Linked DNA regions of Homo sapiens: all the other regions are linked to region 3. A link is a contact called in ENCODE Hi-C or POLR2A ChIA-PET data. All regions are on one chromosome and are shown on one strand. Each heading gives the region's core, a stretch centred on a gene start or an enhancer-like site at or near the end of the contact. The rest is flanking DNA. Distances are from core to core; before and after follow the strand shown.

The links. A loop is a pair of places that touch in the nucleus more often than their neighbours do. ChIA-PET counts read pairs that join two places held with the same protein, here RNA polymerase II (POLR2A). Pooled maps may share reads with other maps.
Region 1: a pooled map shows a loop between it and region 3 (2.6-fold over the local background). The contact joins two enhancer-like sites. A Hi-C loop is called at or near these places in 1 of 37 single-sample maps with no recorded cell type and 3 of 50 pooled maps. POLR2A ChIA-PET finds 5 or more read pairs at or near these places in 2 of 52 experiments (PC-9 and WTC11).
Region 2: a pooled map shows a loop between it and region 3 (5-fold over the local background). The contact joins the promoter of POLR1C here to the enhancer-like site in region 3. A Hi-C loop is called at or near these places in 1 of 168 maps with a recorded cell type or tissue (tibial artery) and 5 of 50 pooled maps. POLR2A ChIA-PET finds 5 or more read pairs at or near these places in 2 of 52 experiments (GM12878 and activated CD4-positive, alpha-beta T cell).

The regions. Positions count from the first base shown.
Region 1 is chr6:43,882,194-43,886,162 of GRCh38, reverse strand. The region is part of intron 2 of LOC105375070 (a long non-coding RNA gene); the gene reads right to left. Among named protein-coding and RNA genes, the nearest start is that of LINC01512, 6.8 kb to the left of the region's middle. RefSeq lists an enhancer at 1,775-1,854. Within about 2 kb of position 2,119, at least 6 of the 41 ENCODE cell types and tissues checked have a DNase peak (open chromatin) inside an H3K27ac peak, as active enhancers do.
Region 2 is chr6:43,515,745-43,519,504 of GRCh38, reverse strand. It overlaps POLR1C (RNA polymerase I and III subunit C), which reads right to left and starts at 2,416. Exons shown (of 9, transcript NM_203290.4): 1 at 2,327-2,416; 2 at 2,128-2,199; 3 at 65-172. The coding sequence starts at 2,395. It overlaps YIPF3 (Yip1 domain family member 3), which reads left to right and starts at 2,579. Exons shown (of 9, transcript NM_015388.4): 1 at 2,579-2,778; 2 at 3,410-3,616. The coding sequence starts at 2,698. RefSeq lists an enhancer at 2,290-2,839.
Region 3 is chr6:43,666,694-43,670,496 of GRCh38, reverse strand. All of the region lies in intron 4 of RSPH9 (radial spoke head component 9), which reads right to left. Among named protein-coding and RNA genes, the nearest start is that of MRPS18A, 19 kb to the left of the region's middle. RefSeq lists a silencer at 197-436 and enhancers at 1,611-1,770, 1,861-1,950, 2,571-2,720, 3,341-3,410. Within about 2 kb of position 2,081, at least 25 of the 41 ENCODE cell types and tissues checked have a DNase peak (open chromatin) inside an H3K27ac peak, as active enhancers do; they include GM12878 and tibial artery, where a contact is called at or near this core.

The sequences.
Region 1 (3,969 bases), core at 870-3,369, 220 kb before region 3:
CAGACTGGCCACAACCCCCAGGGGCCTGGAGGCAACTCGAGGGCCCCCTTCTCCTCCCATGTCTCCTAAAGGATCAGGCCATCTTCGGGAGGAAGCCCAGCTGGCCCCAAGCCCCAATCCCAATCCCCAATCCCAGAATCCTTCATAGCTCAGGAAGGAATGCTGAGAGGTGACAGGAATACAACAGGTGATATTTATTGAGCACGTATTAGGTGCCTGGCACTGTTATAAGTGTCTTACATGCATCTTCCCAGTTAAATTCACCACAGTTCTATGAAATAGGCCTACAGTTCTGCCCATTTTACAGAGAAGGAAATCGAGGCTCAGAAGGGCAAAGTCACATGACTGAGGTCACACAGACAGTGGTGGAGGTAGGACTTGAACCCAGGCCCTGGCTGCTGAGTGTGCCTCCCTCTCCTGGGCCTGGGGGACACAGGTCAGTCTCACTAGGTCCTGCCCTTGAGCTTATCTTGGTGTGGGGGAGCCCCAACATCCAAGGAAAATACAATGGCAGCTCGAAGCACATATGCTGAAGGCCCACCAGATGGGGCTGGGGCTTTGAAAATTCTTTGGCGAGTCTGCCACGTGGAACTTGGATCTTATCCCCCAACAGGAGAGTCCAGAGGAGCAAGGGGTCCCAGGAGTCCCCCCTCAAGGCTCACCTGCTGCATGGCCAGCTCAGACCCTCCAAAGCAAGACCTCTGTTCTGGGCCCCATCGGTTCTGCAATAAGGAGTGAAGGGAGTGGGGGCAGGAGTCCCCAGAGCCGACAAGGGGGATGCACTGAATCCGAAGGAGATGAGACCTGCGTGTCCCACCTGCTGCCACCCACTCAGGGGCCCTTCTAGGATTTGGGTCAGAGAGGAAGCTCATGGTCAACTACTGATGCCTTTTTGAGATATGAGCAGGGTCAGATGCCACCTCCTGCTGTACAGACCCCACCAGACTTGCGACTCTGTGTGTTTACCTGTTCCTGGTAGCTGCCCCTCCCTCAGATCCCTCCTCAGGACACTTGTGAGCGCTGATTTGCTGGCCTGGTAAAAGCCTTCATTTCTCTTCTCCTTCCAGGATGTGTTGCCAATGGCCAACAAAGACATGGAGAAACCTGGACAACTGTCTAATGTCTCTGGGTTCTTGGAACGAGGAAGCCTGTATATACAGGGGATGGGGGCAGGTGACAGCGTGTGGTTCTGAGAGCACAAGTACAGGTGGCCCATCGCAGCCCTGGGGAGACATGGGTTGGATGGGGAGAACCAGAGCCCTGCCACAGACCCCAGGCATTTCCAGAGGAGGGGCCCTGGGCAGGCACCAGGCATGGCAGGGAAGAAGGGAGGTCAGCAGCTGGGGCAGGCACCAGGCATGGCAGGGAAGAAGGGAGGTCAGCAGCAGGGGCAGGCAGGGGAGGGAGGCTTTCTCAGAACTGCGTTTGAGGAAGAAGATGAGGCCTGGCAGATCTCCCTCAAACTAAACGCCCAACTCAGCTCCCTCCACCCCGAGGCTGGCTCTCCATTCTGTTGGCCCCAGAAATTGTCTCTCTTCCCCAAGAGGCAATTTAGGGGAGAGAGGAAATTTCTCCCTTTCCCAATCCCACATTCTCAGAAGGAGGGTGAGCAAGGGGAAGGGAGGCAGAGGCCCTGCCTCAGGCTCCAAGTGCCTCTGGCTTTAGTTGTCTGTTGTATGGCCTCCCGGGCCAGGTTGGACCGGTGGTGACATGGAGAGCTGGAAATCACATCCCTCTTCCTGTTCTCTGTGTGCCTGGCACATAGAAGATGCTCAATAAGTATGATCTGAGTGAACAAGTGTTCAGAGGATCCAGTAGGCTGTTTGGAGAAACAGCCAGAGTCTGCCAAGTTCCTCTGGAGTTGAAACTCAGGCCAAGAGAAAAAGGACGTTGCTTCCCCCAGGCTTCAAAGTCAAGAAGAAGGAAGTGAGAGTGAGCCAGCCAAGGATGAAACCCCCCAAAGAAAGAGGCTGCACAGAGAGCCTGAGGCGGCCTTCTCATGGCCAGGCTGAGCTGAACTGGGGCACATGAGGCAGGTGCCTGGGGCCAAACTCTCCTGAAGGTGGCTGTGCTTCTCAGTTCCCTCAGGCTGTGAGAAAAAGCAAGTGTGCACAGAGCCGCAGATCCCAGGGCTCCAGAGGGCCTTGCCAGTCACCCTCCCCCAGCCCCAGGATGCCTGCTGATTAGAGCTTTGGAGCTCAAGTCTTGGCACTGCTCAATCATTCAGCGCATATTTATTGAGCAGCCTGTCACACTGATCTGGGACCTGATCTAGCAACGCACAAGAGGCAAAGTAGCTGCCCTGGTGGGGCTTACCTTTTAATGAAGGGATACAGGTAATACATGCACACACATGCACGCATGCACACACACGCACACACACACACGCTATACAGAGTGAAGAGAACAGAGAGTGAAGAACCAGCTGGGTGGCTCAGGAGGTGACACTCGGCCAGAGACCTGAAGCAAGTAAGGCCAGAGCCACACAGGCATCTGGGGAAGAGCCTTTCAGGCAGACAGCAGCCAACACAAGGGCCTGGAGGCAGGAGCGAGTGTGGGATTTTTTTTTTATATATATACTTTAAGTTCTAGGGTACATGTGCACAACATGCAGGTTTGTTATATATGTATATATGTGCCATGTTGGTGTGCTGCGCCCATTAACTGGTCATTTACATTAGGTATTTCTCCTAATGCTATCCCTCCCCACTCCCCCAACCCCTCGACAGGCCCCGGTGTGTGATGTTCCCCATCCTGTGTCCAAGTGTTCTCATTGTTCAGTACCCACCTATGAATGAGAGCATGTGGTGTTTGGTTTTCTGTCCTTGCAATAGTTTGCTCAGAATGATGGTTTCCAGCTCCATCGATGTCCCTACAAAGGACATGAATTCATCCTTTTTTATGGCTGCATAGTATTCCACATTGTATATGTGCCACATTTTCTTAATCCAGTCTATCATTGATGGACATTTGGATTGGCTCCAAGTCTTTGCTATTGTGAATAGTGCTGCAATAAACATACGTGTGCATGTGTCTTTATGGTAGCATGATTTATAATCCTTTGGGTATATACCCAGTAATAGGATCACTGGGTCAAATGGTATTTCTGTTCTAGATCCTTGAGGAATTGCCACACTGTCTTCCACAATGGTTGAACTTGTTTACAGTCCCACCAACAGTTTAAAAGTGTTCCTATTTCTCCACACCACAATGAGATACCATCTCACACCAGTTAGAATGGCGATCATTAAAAAGTCAGGAAACAATAGGTGCTGGAGAGGATGTGGAGAAAGTGTGGGATGTTTTACAGACAGCAGAGAGGCAGCCTCGGAGCCAGAGTGGGGCTGAGTGAGGAGAGGGTGGCAGGAGACAAGATCAGGGCATGGGAAACCAGATTGGCAAAGGCACGGGGGACTTTGAGAGGCCTTGGGCTTTTACCCGGAGCGAACAGCAGCCACTACAGAGCCTGGAAGGAGGGCAGACCATGTCCCACCAGGCTCACTCTACTGTGCTGGGAGTAGACTGAGGAGGCAAAGATGGAGCAGGAAAACCAGATGGGAACTGTGGGACTTAGGGCCTGAAACTTGGCCTCTCTGAGCTTGAGTCCTCACATGTGAAAAGAAGACCCCTGAGCAGCAGCCTCACAGACTTGTTGAGAGCTTTCAATAAGATGGTTCCTATTAAGGGACCACCTGAAACATGGTGATGACTCAATGCATGGTAGGGGATAACATGTTATTTTTGTTATCCTTAGCACAGTGTCCCCTCCAGAATCACCTCCAAGGGGTGACCTTTCTGCCTCTGCTTGAATTCCCTGGACCATGGGAAGCTCTCCAGGGAGGTCTATGCTTTTTGCAGAAGCCAGTTGTGTGGGGCCTGCAATTTTCTCCAATGTTTTCTCTTATGCCCAGGCAGGAAGTCCCCAAGGGGAACACTAAGGGGCCATAACTAGGGCTTGCTACTTACTCA
Region 2 (3,760 bases), core at 1,167-3,666, 150 kb after region 3:
TCCAAGTGAGGTGTCAGTGCAGTTCCCAAAGCAACTCCAGCCTTGTCACCATGCCTGCCAATACCTCAGCTAGCAGAATTCGTCGAAAAGCATTGGCAATGGCTGCGTCAATTCCCACCATGTCAAACTCCAGTGAGTTTTCATCCATGTGTACTACATCCACACGGAAATTCTAGAGGGACAGGAAAAAACATTTAAGTGAAATCTGCTCTCTGTGTAATATCTCTTCATACCTCCCCCTTAGATAATTCCCTCAAGTATTATCCTCTCATCCAAAAACCTCCCTTTGCCCAAATGTCTCTTATTAAATATTCTATCTCGCCCAGTGTTTTAAGTTTCATGAAAAGTCTCCATTTTTGTCGTCCATTCATTAAAACCCTATGCAATATGGCTTCCAACCAAACCATCCACAGAAGCTATTCTACTGAAGAACAGAAACTACCATAGTGCTTAGTTTTGTTGACACTACTCAGTCCTCTTACTAGACTTCTGTTATGCTTGGCATTGATTAAAAAACCCCCTCCTGGCCCGGCACAGTCACTCACACCTGTAATCCCAGCACTCTGGGAGGCTGAGACGGGCAGATCACAAGGTCAGGAGTTTGAGACCAGCCTGGCCAGCATGGTGAAACCCCGTCTCTACCAAAAATACAAAAAATTAGCTGGGCATAGTGGCGCATGACTGTAGTCCCAGCTACTCGGGAGGCTGAGGCAGAACTGCTTGAACCCGGGAGGCGGAGGTTGCAGTGAGCCAAGATCGCGCCACTGCACTCCAGCCTGGGACATAAGAGTGCCTCATGAAAAGCAAAGAAAAAAATCTCCTCCTTTTTTGAACTATTCCCCTGGTTTCTGAGCTCTGAGCTCCACTCTTCTTCCTTCTCTGATGATCGACTTCCACCCATCTCTAAATTTGCCAGGTTCTTGTCTCTCTCCCAGGTCACCTTAACTGTACTAACAGTTTTAGCAACTATCTGTTCTGACAACTCCCAAAATGTTATCTCACTTCTGATCTCATTTCAAGCATGCAGTCTTCTAGCCTGCTAGATTTCTCCACATGCAGAAAACAATGCATCATCATTCCCGTTCCCCAGACCCATTTCTCCTCTCAGTAAATGATACCACAATGCATCAAAGCAGTTCCCAAGCCAAAAAGTCATTTTATGCTACCCCCACAGCCTTTACCAAAGCAATCATAAATTTACCTTCTATTCTACCTTTGCTCTATTTCTACCATCAGTCTTAGTTCATGTCTTCAACCTCAGCTTCCCTTACAACAGATCTGCCTGCTCCATATGATCCTCCTCAAACTCATTCCCTCCCAGCCACCAAGGTTGCAAATCTCATCATGTCTGCTTAAGAACTATTCAATCTCCCTATCATCAACAGTGCCCAAGACACACTTCAACCTTGCCTACCACTCATGCCAGAACTACTTGGACATGCCCGGAGCACACTTCACACAAGCCATAATTTTTTTTCAAGCATTAACCTTTTTCATTGTTCATACTTTATTCCTTGTATCAACAGGTTAAAAAAGTAAAATTTTCCCAAGCACTGATTTACAGATCATGTTTATAAGCTGCACGCAAAGGTCAGTTGCCTAAACGGTAACATTCAGTAATCTATTTAAATGCAATTTTAACCCTTATTTTAAGCTAAGTGAAACAATACAAAAGACTAAATACACACAAAACCTGTATATCCTGAACTTCACTGACTTGAAACAAACCCTTCATAATTTAACTCCTGTTCTTTTTTACTTACCATTCAAGGCTCAATTGAGATGTACCCTCCTCTTGAAATGTTAAGTACCTCTCCGCCCCTCTTCCTGGTCTCAGCGTAATGCTCCCCACCCCAACCCTGCCGTCTTCATCGCTATCAACCACCTTCACCATATTACACTAGATTCACTGTTTATACACACCATTCCTCAACAAGACTGAACATCTTTGCAGAACTGGGTAGAAACCGTGTCTAATTTGGCCTGTAAACGGAGCGTCTAGCACATTGCTCAACAAACTTACAAACGGAGCGACCCCCAAGAGCAGCTTCTGAGACAGACACAGGCTGCTCAGACCACAAGGTCTGGCCTTCATAACCCTCCCCAGACAACTCCGGCCCCACTTACCTTCTCGAAGCGGTCCTGGTCCCAGGCATCATCATAACCGGAATAGTTACCGGGAAAGTCAGTAGTATGGACCTAGAGCAAAGGGACGAATTTGTCCACGAAGGGACAGTGAGCCCACAGCTATCCCCACGCCAATCCCAAGACCCATCCCTGTTCCGCTCTCATTCCTCCCGCCCGAGCTCAAGGCCACAAGGCTTACATTGCGAACCCCAAACTCCCCCAGAACCACGCGGCTCCGCATTTCCTCCACCGCCTGAGAAGCCGCCATCTTCAATCTCTCCACGAGACTAGAGGTTCTATCTCGCGCGTGCGTCCTAGTAGCCCTGCTCCGTCTCCGTGGCAACGCACCGCCTCCTGGAATCTTAAATATCGCGAGATTTTTCCCCGCCCCCGTCCACGTCCCCAGCTTCCGGAAGTTGCTTTTGTCCAAACATCCGGGCTTCTCCTTTTTGTGTTCCGGCCGATCCCACCTCTCCTCGACCCTGGACGTCTACCTTCCGGAGGCCCACATCTTGCCCACTCCGCGCGCGGGGCTAGCGCGGGTTTCAGCGACGGGAGCCCTCAAGGGACATGGCAACTACAGCGGCGCCGGCGGGCGGCGCCCGAAATGGAGCTGGCCCGGAATGGGGAGGGTTCGAAGAAAACATCCAGGTAATGGCCCCAAGGCACCAGCTGCCAGCAGCCGGAGGGCCGGCGATGTCCAGAAGTGTCTTGGGGATTCCCCCTCTGGGCCTGGAAGTCCGCTCCATTTACAAAACTCTCTTCTTTGGGTCTTCGTGCACACTAAAGTCAGTGGGATTAACATTGACCTGAAAGGGCCAGACTACTACTCCAGCCTGAGGATCTCGGGTTTCAGGGCCCGCCCGAGGCATTAGGAAGAAGGTATTCTTGGAACAAGTTAGGAGGTTGGTCGGGGTAAGGCATGGAGTGGGGTTGGGTGGGATTCACTGGCATTCGCTGAAAACATACTATGTGTATAGTTTTGTTTGGGGCTTAGGAAAGAAGGAAATGGGCACTTTTTCAGCCTTTTAGTCTTTGATAGGTAACATAGGAGAAAGACATGAATGGAAGACTAGTAGGTTTCCCAGGCTAGAAAAGATAGCCAAAGCTAGAAACCAGGCGTTCTGAGAGCATATGAGGGGGAATGGAGTGGCATGATCTGTAGTGATTCCAAGCCGTATCCTCAGCAGTGGAAGAACAAAGCCCTAAACCCTGGGATGAGCAGAGGACTTAATGGATGGAACAGAAAAGTCCTGCACTCTAGGAGCCATTGTCTTCACAGGGCGGAGGCTCAGCTGTGATTGACATGGAGAACATGGATGATACCTCAGGCTCTAGCTTCGAGGATATGGGTGAGCTGCATCAGCGCCTGCGCGAGGAAGAAGTAGACGCTGATGCAGCTGATGCAGCTGCTGCTGAAGAGGAGGATGGAGAGTTCCTGGGCATGAAGGGCTTTAAGGGACAGCTGAGCCGGCAGGTGGCAGATCAGGTAAGCAAGATTGAATCCTCTGCAGGTAGAAAAGTAGACCTAGGTATGTCCCGTGTTCTGGAATTGGTGTTGGTGATGTTCGCCCCAGGTTGTCCAGTTAGAACCATGTAGAAATCAAACGGAAAATAGGCAACAGGATCTAGA
Region 3 (3,803 bases), core at 832-3,331:
AGAGTAGCTGGGACCATGGGCATGCACCACCATACCCAGCTAACTTTTCTGATTTTTTGTAGAGATGGGGCCTCACTGTGTTGCCCAGGCTGGTCTCAAACTCCCGGGCTCAGGCGATCCTCCCACCTTGGCCTCCCAAAGTGCTGGGATTACAGATGTGAGCCACCACGCCCAGCCCTTTTAGCCATCTCACTGCTCATTAAAACCACTTTCAGAGGGAGGGCAAAGGAAATGAAAAGAGGCGAAACTCAAACCAGTCTGTTTTGTTCCTGTCAGCAAGTCTAGCTAAAGGTTGAGTGGGGGAGGAGGCTGAATCCAATCCACAGGCAGAGGGGAGTTGGGCTGGGCCAAGGGAGACACCAGCTCCTCCCACACTATACCTAGTGCAGTCACCAGTTCTAGTGTGGTTTGCCACTACTTGCCATTTTGCTGTGTCTTCCCCATTTCCTGAAGCCTCTCCTGAGTTGGATTAGACCAGACCAGGAAAGGAAGGCTCAAATAGAAATTTGGGCAGTTCAGGCCTCCTAGCTCAATGGCCCTTTCTGGCAGCTGGTAGACTGGGAGCCATCCTTGGTGGGAGGGGACTTGGGCTGCCCCTAATGAGCCTTTGTCCTAGGTTCTGCCCTGGTTTTTGTCTCCCCACACAGGAGCAGCCCAGCTCAGGGCTGAGTCGTGCAGCCATGAGGACTTGGCTGGAAGGGCCTGATTAAGCTCCAGAACCGAGGGAGGGAGCCACAGTGTGGGAGGAAGGAGCCTGGGAAAATCGCCTCTGGATGCAGATCTGGGGCTTCTATTCCCCTGCGCACTGAGGCCTCTCCCGGCCCAGCCACAGCCCTGCTCCAGGCCCTGCCAGAAAGGCAAATGCTTTGAAAGTTTTGGTGTTGGACCAGCCAGCCATGCGCTGAGAGCTTCTCTGAGGCCTTCATCAGCTGCCAGCTCAGCCTGGCTGCTTGGCTCCTGCTGCCCCAGCTTCCCACGGGCCACCTCCAACCATGGTTCACCCTAGTCACTCCACACCCTGCAGCCTCACAACTCAGTGCCCACCCACTGGGGGCCACCCTGCATCCAAGAAACCTGATTGCCAGGAACCCCTGACCCTCATGGCAGCTCATGCACCCTTACTCAGGGTGCAGCCGCCTGCCCAGGTCAAAACCAAAGTTTTCTGGGCGTATATAGTTTGGCTGTCCCTGGTCCTGCTCAGGGAGAAGCCAATCGCAAAGCTCACTTTAGCACCGTGCAGTGGCCAGCACCAAGTGCCATCGCCCATGCAAAGGATGACGTCAGCCCCCTCCAGCCCACACAGTGCCTGCTGGACAACATCAAGAAGAAAGTAGTGCCCCTGTGTTAGCGGGGCTCCGGCTGGAACACTGCCCCTGAGAAGGAGTATTTCCCCTGACTCTTAAAACTTTTCTCTGGGTGCTTGAGGTCCTCTGCCTCTCAGACCTGCCCTCAGAGTTTGAGAGTCCCTAGCCTGGTACTTTCCTGGTCATGCATCTCCAGAAAACAGATTGTTTAGGATTGATGAGGGTGGGGGTCCAACAGGACAGAGTGTTCCAACTCCACTGCTTCAGCCTTGGACAAGAAGCACAGACCCAGGGAGATCCGATTCCCTCACTTGGTCACCCCACCAGCCTAGAGTATCGTCAGGGACCAGGCTCCATAAAGACAGTCCCTCAGCCCCTTGAACTAAGACCAGACTGCCTCATCTCTATCTGCCTACTGAGGGAGGGCAGCTTGCAGCCTGCCTGGGCTAGGTGCTGCCCTGGAGAAAATGGAATCCTGGAGTCCTCCAACCTAGACCCTTGTCAGTTCATTGTTGCCAGCACCTTGGCATGCCTGGGCAAGGGCTTGGTCCTGCCCTGCCCTCACACCAGCCTGCCTGCCTAGGCTTTGGCCACCTCTTGCCTCCAGTAGATAATGCAGGGGGCGGGGGGCAGTGTTCTTGGACGAAGTGGCCTAGGCCTATCAGCAGGGGCTCCTACCCAGAGAGCAAGGAGAAACTGGCAGGGGAGCTAGGGAAATACAGTGCCCCCGCCTGGCAGGGGGCAGTGCTGCGCAGGCGGGAGGGTGCTGGTGGAGTACGGTAGCGGCATGTAGGGCCAGCCAGAAAACAGCACTGCCTCCCTCCCTCGCATTCCTGTCACACTCCTGTCCTCTCATCGTCCCTGGCTCAGCTGGTCGCCCGGGAAACACAGACTCAACGTGCCAGGAGTCACGTAGCATCTACCTGAAGAGCCAAGCACTTGCTGTCACCTTCACCCACTTTCTTACTGCAACTGCTGAACAGGCTGAGCCCAGCCAGCTGCTGTCACCGCCTCCAGGACTCGGGGAAAAGCCCCCTGCAGACTTGGTGCTGCAGGTTCACAGCCCCCGCTCTCTCTTCTCTCCCCAAATCCCTCCTGCCCCCTAGCAGCCACTCTTCTCCAGAAGCTGTGTTTTGAGGATGTGATGGGTACAGGTTGGTAAATCAGGAGGGGTTCCTCCTGGGTTTCCTGGGCCCACAGGGTCTCACCCACCTTGCTAGTATGGAAACCTCAGGCTAGGGCGTACTTACTCTAATTACATTCTCCTGCCATCCTGGAAGAAAGGCAGCTCTGGGATTAAGATCGAGGGACAGTAGGCCAGGCTGGGGACCAGGGCTGTCCAGGGGCAACAGATGGCTCAAACCCTCTCAGATGAGCACCAACAAAATTTTTGTCACATACAAAAAAAAAATGGCCATGGGTTCCCAGTGGGAGAGGCACCCCCATCCCCTACAAGGGCCACAAGAATCATATACCCCCTAGAGGCCTGAGGACAGAGGAGGAGGAGGAGGGAGAAACCTCTGGCTGCCAGACCCGTATCAAATCGAGTAGCAAAGGCAGGCCCCGTGGCCCAGAAGGCTGAACACTTGTCAGCCAGGCTTCCAAGGAACTGGGGCAGGAAGAGCCACCTGCGCACATCCCGAAGGGAAGGCTGACCCTGGGCACCATGTTCCCCCCCGCGCCCATGCCCGCCTCACTCGCCCCCTTCCCGGTCCTCAACCACCACCAGCAGCAGCTTTCAAAGGCTGCTTTCCAGGTAGGCAGGCAGGCGCGTTGCTGCCCTCTGCTGCCTGAACTGAGCATTGCTGCTGAGGAATTGCTTGGGAAGGAGCCCCAGCCTGTGTGCACCTGGCAATTCTGAGACCTTTGCACCAGCCCAGAGTGGAGCAAGGAGAGGAGCAGTGGCCCTCCAGCCCTCCTCCTTTACCTCCCAGGACACCGATGCTTGCAAGGCACCCTCTAGTTTACATTTCCCTTTCCCATCCTCTGTTTCATTTGATCTTCCCAAACCTCTGAGGCAAGGGAGGTGTTTTTCTTATTCCAAGGGCATCACAGGTGCCTGTTGTAGCTGCTCAGTGGCTATTTGCTGATATAGTGGATGTTCAGGGAGCATCGAATGGCAAGATACTACCTAGGAATCTAGGCTCCTGACCGGGCGTGCTGGCTCACGCCTGTAATCCCAGCACTTTGGGAGGCTGAGGTGGGCAGATCACCTGAGGTCAGGAGTTCGAGAGCAGCCTGGGCAACATGGTGAAACCTCATCTCTGCTAAAAATACAAAAATTAGGCGTGGTGACATGCGCCTGTAATCCCAGCTACTTGGGAGACGGAGGCAGGAGAATTGCTTGAACCCAGGAGGCAGAGGTTGTAATGAGCTGAGGTTCCAGCGAGACTCTGTCTCAAATATATGTATATATATGGCCTCCTGACCCACGGCTGCATCTATGCCACCTGGCTGCAGCCCAAGGTCAGAGAACTCTTAGTCATTACCCTGGATCCG